Linked DNA regions of Mus musculus: region 1 is linked to region 2. Evidence: chromatin contacts called from ENCODE Hi-C or POLR2A ChIA-PET data. All regions are on one chromosome and are shown on one strand. The core of a region is the stretch at or near the end of the contact, and the rest is flanking DNA. Distances in the headings are between cores, read along the strand shown.

The links. Hi-C counts contacts between places; a loop is a spot of excess contacts on that map. ChIA-PET counts read pairs that join two places held with the same protein, here RNA polymerase II (POLR2A).
Region 1: a loop to region 2 is called in a map of left cerebral cortex, with 2.0 times the contacts of the local background. The contact joins the promoter of Ipo5 here to the enhancer-like site in region 2. A Hi-C loop is called at or near these places in 2 of 37 maps with a recorded cell type or tissue (heart and left cerebral cortex). POLR2A ChIA-PET finds 5 or more read pairs at or near these places in 4 of 5 experiments (Patski and embryonic stem cell).

What each region holds. Positions count from the first base shown.
Region 1 is chr14:120,909,766-120,912,465 of GRCm38, forward strand. It overlaps Ipo5 (importin 5), which reads left to right and starts at 1,429. Exons shown (of 26, transcript NM_023579.4): 1 at 1,429-1,578. The coding sequence starts at 1,489.
Region 2 is chr14:120,865,999-120,868,698 of GRCm38, forward strand. No RefSeq gene overlaps it. Among named protein-coding and RNA genes, the nearest start is that of Gm52124, 16 kb to the left of the region's middle. Within about 2 kb of position 1,351, at least 2 of the 3 ENCODE cell types and tissues checked have a DNase peak (open chromatin) inside an H3K27ac peak, as active enhancers do; they include left cerebral cortex, where a contact is called at or near this core.

The DNA of each region.
Region 1 (2,700 bases), core at 179-2,678, 44 kb after region 2:
AGGCTGTGGAAACCTATTCCTTAGGAAGTAGTCGAGTCCTTTTGACACAAGACATACATCCCCCTTTTCACCTGCTGTCATCCTCAACTTGGGCAATGCTTTGGACACACAGTAGGCTTTTAACTGAGTCTGGGCAAACAGGAGCTGGGATAAACTTGGGAGCTGAGAGCCAGTCAAGATTTTTACAACAGAATCTGAATTGTGGAGAAAGGTCTCCCCTCTATAGGTGTAGCTGCAACCCTGATTACGTTCTGCTTTTCTGGAGGCCAGCGCATCTATTTTGTAGAACTAGTTTCCAACTGGGGATGCTCTTTCATTCTTGGGCCACATTGTTTTTTTTTTTTTTTCAGTGTAGGACCATTTCATACATTATTTTTTTCTTTTGATATGAGCATTTGAGTCTGTGGACATTAGACATGATTCTGAATAGGACATGATTCTCAAAGTGTTTCAGTTTGAGCTCTGCTCTCTCCTGTTTAGGCAGTCCCAGATAGAAAGATGGGCCAACGCTGGTGTTTAAGCACTAGAGTTTAGGAGGTGAGAGGGAGGCAGCCTCTGGTCCCCTCCATGCTGGCACGCATCAACTATCAATGGATCGACCACGTTAGGGAGTGGCTCATGACTTCTCCCATCCTTAGAGAGCAAGGAAGCTCCAAACACCAGGATGGGTGGCAGTTCCCGGGTGGGGAGCGTGCGTGATTTGATCCGGGACGGAGAGGTGCAGGGGGGAAGAGTCCGTGATGAGCAACCCCTCTTCCGGGACAGTCCCTGGACGTGAGTCACAGGACAGAGGAGGGTAGGGACCGCCTGAGTCACAGGCTGAGGGGGACGACACGACACCACAGGGCCAGACAGATGGAGGGGTCTGCAGAGGCGGGTGTGTGTATGCGTGTGTGCTCGCTGCTGGGGGGATTGGGATGGGGTTAGGGAGGGGGGTCCCGGGGCCCCAAAGCCCTAAGGCGCGGCTACGCGGCGGGCGGCAGGGAAAGGGAGTCCAGCCAGCCCGCGGCGCCGAAATCTCCCGCGCTCAGGAGCTGGCCCCTCCTCCGGGCCCGGCCTCACGCCCCTCGCGGCGGCCCAGCCGGATCGGCTCCTCCCAACCCGCGCCCCGGGAACCCCAACCTCGTCCTAACAGCGGCCCTCTGGCCGCCACACACGCCCGCCAGCCCCGCCTCCCGGCGCGCGCTGGAGTGACGACACCGCAGGGTGCGTGACCAATCGGCGTGGCCCTCGAGGGGGGGCGGCCTCGGGCACGCCCCCCGCGCCGCGAGCCAATGGGACGCCGGCGTCGGCGGCCGCGGCCGGGTGAGAGGGCGCGAGGCCCCGCCCCGTCCTCCCTCGGCCCCCTCGGCCCCGCCCTTCTCGCCCGGCCCCTCATCCCCGCGCCGCCGCTGGTGCCGGTCGCCGCGCTGGGCCCGCCCCCAACCCTCCCGCCGGCCCGCCAGCGCGCCTCACAGCTCCCTCCTTCTCTCTCTCACGCCTAGCGCAATGGCGGCGGCCGCGGCGGAGCAGCAACAGTTCTACCTGCTCCTGGGAAACCTGCTCAGCCCCGACAATGTGGTCCGGAAACAGGCGGAGGTAAGCGAATCGGCGGCCCCGGCGCGCCGATCCTTCTCCTCCGCGGCCGGCCGGCTGGCCCTGGGCGCTCGTCGGCCGGCCGGCCGAGCGGCGCGGGTCGGCCCGGCTGGCGGACAGCGGCCCCGCAGCCCACGTGCGCGCCTCCCGCCCGGCCCCGGCCCTTCCGGCCCGTGCAGCGGCGGCGGCGCCGGTTGCCTCGCCGCCGACCCGCGCACACGTGCCACCGCGCCTGACGCGCCCCGCCCGCGGGCCCTGCACCCCAGCCCTGCTCTCCCTCCCCGCGTGGCCCGCCAGCCCTCGCGGGCGGCCAGACCCCGGCAGCTCCTGACCCGTCCCGCTTCCCCCACCACCCCAGCCGCTCCCTTCCCCATCCCAGCTCAGGGAGAACGCGTGTCCTGCCTGTCGCTGCCTTACGGCGTCTTTCCCCCGAGCCCCTTTCTGGTTTCTAAAAGGAACTGCACACGCCGGTCCCTTCAAGATCGTGTGAAGTTGCCTTTGAGGGATCCCTGCTTGACCACCTCGCTCTGCTCTTCTTCCTTCGAATCTTGTTTGATCTCTAGAGATTTGGGCTTATAAACGGGATATACTGGGGGCTGTGGCTGTCTAACTGGGCCAGTGCCATCTCTTTTTCATATAACACAGATCGTTCTCAATCAGTCTTAGATCAAGGGTTCCATTTCAGATACAGTTATAAGCCCATTTGCAAGCTAGCAATAATATTATTAGCTCACTAGAAGACGGAAGATACATTGTTAGTGTTGAAGCTCAGATTTTTGTGAGGTAATTTCTAGGAAAGTTGATACGTGGAGCTCCTTACGACCCATGGGTCTGAAGTTTTTTAGGAGACTCTGAGGATGTGTGAATAGCTTTACTTACAAAGCAAAGATGTCTTTTATATATAGCTAGTGACGTTGACATGTCTTGTACTTACCGACCTAAAGTTGGGAGCTGTCTTTTAAAACAGTTGCTAATTTCGCTTTGAGTAGAATGGATAATCTGGCCACACTTAGATTTTAGTAAGTAAAGAAGTTGGAGACTTAACTTCTGTGTGAAATGGTGCTTTAAACTATGTCCTTCTTAATGGTGCTTTTAATTTTGGGGGGAGGGGAGATAGCGATGTTT
Region 2 (2,700 bases), core at 101-2,600:
CGGTAGTCTTGGTGTGAAGTAGTTGAAAACTAAACAGGGTTATCATAACTGACTTCCTTTTGGTCATAACCTTTTTGACAAGGGGGAGCTGCTGTCTTTGTGTGGACACACCAAGGAGTGTGTCCCTGGAGAGATCTTAAGCTTGCAATAATCACTTTGTGATCAGGAAAGAAACTTTCACTCTGCTATACTATTGGGATTTGGTATTTATTCATAGCAAAAGCCAATGTTATACTGGTTCTAACTGGTAGTCCTTAGTCTGCTTGTGCTACTATAACTAAATGCTAATGACTGGATCATTTATAAAAACCAGAACCGCCGGGAGTGGTGGCGCACGTCTTTTATCCCAGCACTCGGGAGGCAGAGGTAGTCGGATTTCTGAGTTCAAGGCCAGCCTGGTCTACAGAGTGAGTTCCAGGACAGCCAGAGATACACAGAGAAACCCTGTCTTGAAAAAACCTAAATAAATAAATAAATAAATAAATAAAACCAGAAACTTGCTTTCTCAAAGTTCTGGAGGCTGGGAAATCCAAGATGTCAGTAGGCTTGGTCGCTGTTGAAGGTGTTGGTGGCTGTTGTTCTCTCTGCCACCAAAATGATTTTTTTTTTAATCATGTCTTCACACGGAGGAAAGAAGAAAAAGGGAATCAAACCAGGAGCTGGGAAGATGGCTCAGTGGTTAGGAGCACTAGCTGTTCTTCCAGAGGACCTGGGTTCAATTCCCAGCACTCACATGGCATGTGAATCCAGGGGCTCTAGTGCCCTCTTCTGACCTCTTCGGGAAGTGCATGCACACGGCACACAGACATACATGCATTAAATACACGTTAAAAAAACAAACCAAGAAAATAAAACACCACGGATGACAAGAGAATCCTTTGCTCATGGCCCAAAAGCCTGGTCACGACGATATCTGTCCACGGTTCAACTGCAAGGGATGTTGAGAACTGTTGGAGCCATGTTAAGTAAATCAAACCTTCAGTTGGCTAGCACCAGAGGACCAGTTACACACAAGAGGTCACTTGTATAGGAAGGCACAGTGGTGAAATGTTTTACTGGGTGATTGAACGAAGAGCCCTCGAGTTGAGATTGATGACATGTGTCAATGCAGCTGATCCTTGACATTTTCGAGGAAAGCAGGTCGCATAAATAAGATGCAATTGATACCGTATGTAAAGCAATGAGGCACTGTGACATGGCCCTGGGAGGGATTCCTAAAACAATGTATCAAGCTCATTTGTTGAAGCCGTCCTTCTGCTACAGCTTGCTATTGCCCAGTTTTCTGTCTCTGAGAATAGTAACCAGCTTTGAAGCCAAAATAAACTCTAGTTCTCTAGAATACTCCTCTGCCTTATCCTTCAACACCAGGAGTCCTTCCAAGGTTCCTGATGTCTGAGGCAGTGCATGAGATAAATCAGCTATCACATGGCTGAAGAGATGTGTCCATTTCACTTGCTGCCGCAAGATATTTTTTTTTTATTCCATATTGCAATTACTCCCAGATTGCTAGCTCCAAGACTGTCTTTGAGATGGCAAACGAAAATAGTCATTCCCCATATGAAATAATCTGGCACTCTAAAAGTGTTCCACGGGGTCCAAATCACATCTAAGAAGAAAAATCACAAAAATAAGATTGCATCTATTTTTAAAATGTAGCCTTTGTATTCATAAACACAAAACAATCATTTCGTTATTAGGCAAAAATCTAATTTTGCGACTTGTGACTAATGTGTTTATAATTTTAATAATACCTTAAATGCTATGACCAGAAAAATTATGGAAGTCAAACATTCAATAACCCAGTATCAGGAAAAAAATGGAAATTCAAATGAAAAGACATAATAAAAAAAAATCATGGCTTTCCTTTCGAGCTCTTCCTAGAGTTTTTCTAGAATTTTCTCATGTGATCATGGTGGCATCATGCTCAAATTCATGAACTATGCTGGGAGAGTGCCAAAACCGCAAAGGTGTCAGCACCAACGTCATCTATTCCACAAAGGTTTACAGTCACTGACGCGGAGATACAGGAGCTGGAGAGGTGGCTCAGTAAGAGTGCATGCGGATTTTGCAGACCACCCAAGTTCAGTTCCCAGCTCCCATTCAAGGTGACTCACAGTCACCTGAAACTCAGCTCCAGGGGCAGGAAGCCCTCTTTTAGCCTCTGCAGGCACCTGCATGTATTTGCATACCACACACACACACACACACACACACACACACACACACACACACACATCATGCACACAATACGTCCTTACAGACACTTAACAACATGTATATCTTTTAAAAAGAATCTGCTAGGTCGCTTGCCTTTTTAAGGGATCCACTCTGTGTCAGTTAAAACGCTTTCAGCCTTCAACTGGCAAAAAAGAAATATGCTTTTTGGTTTCAGTGTTTTATATCATTCTGTCTTGTAAAAAAATACAGAGCCCAGATTGTCTTAAGTGGTGGCTAAACTGATTGACTCCTGCAGTTAAATAGTGCTTCTGAAAATGTCGGCTGAGAACCATTGCTCTGCGGTTGTTTCCCTGTTTTCTTCAATCCAGCACAGATTGCTATGTCATCCTTAAAGCACAGCCCTTGTATGGGCTGCTCCGCGAGCAACTCAAACACTTCTTGGAAAGCACCCAAACTGGCCCACAGTCTATTTGGCAAGACAAATCCATTGGTCGCACGCTTAGTTGTGACAGCAACGTCCAG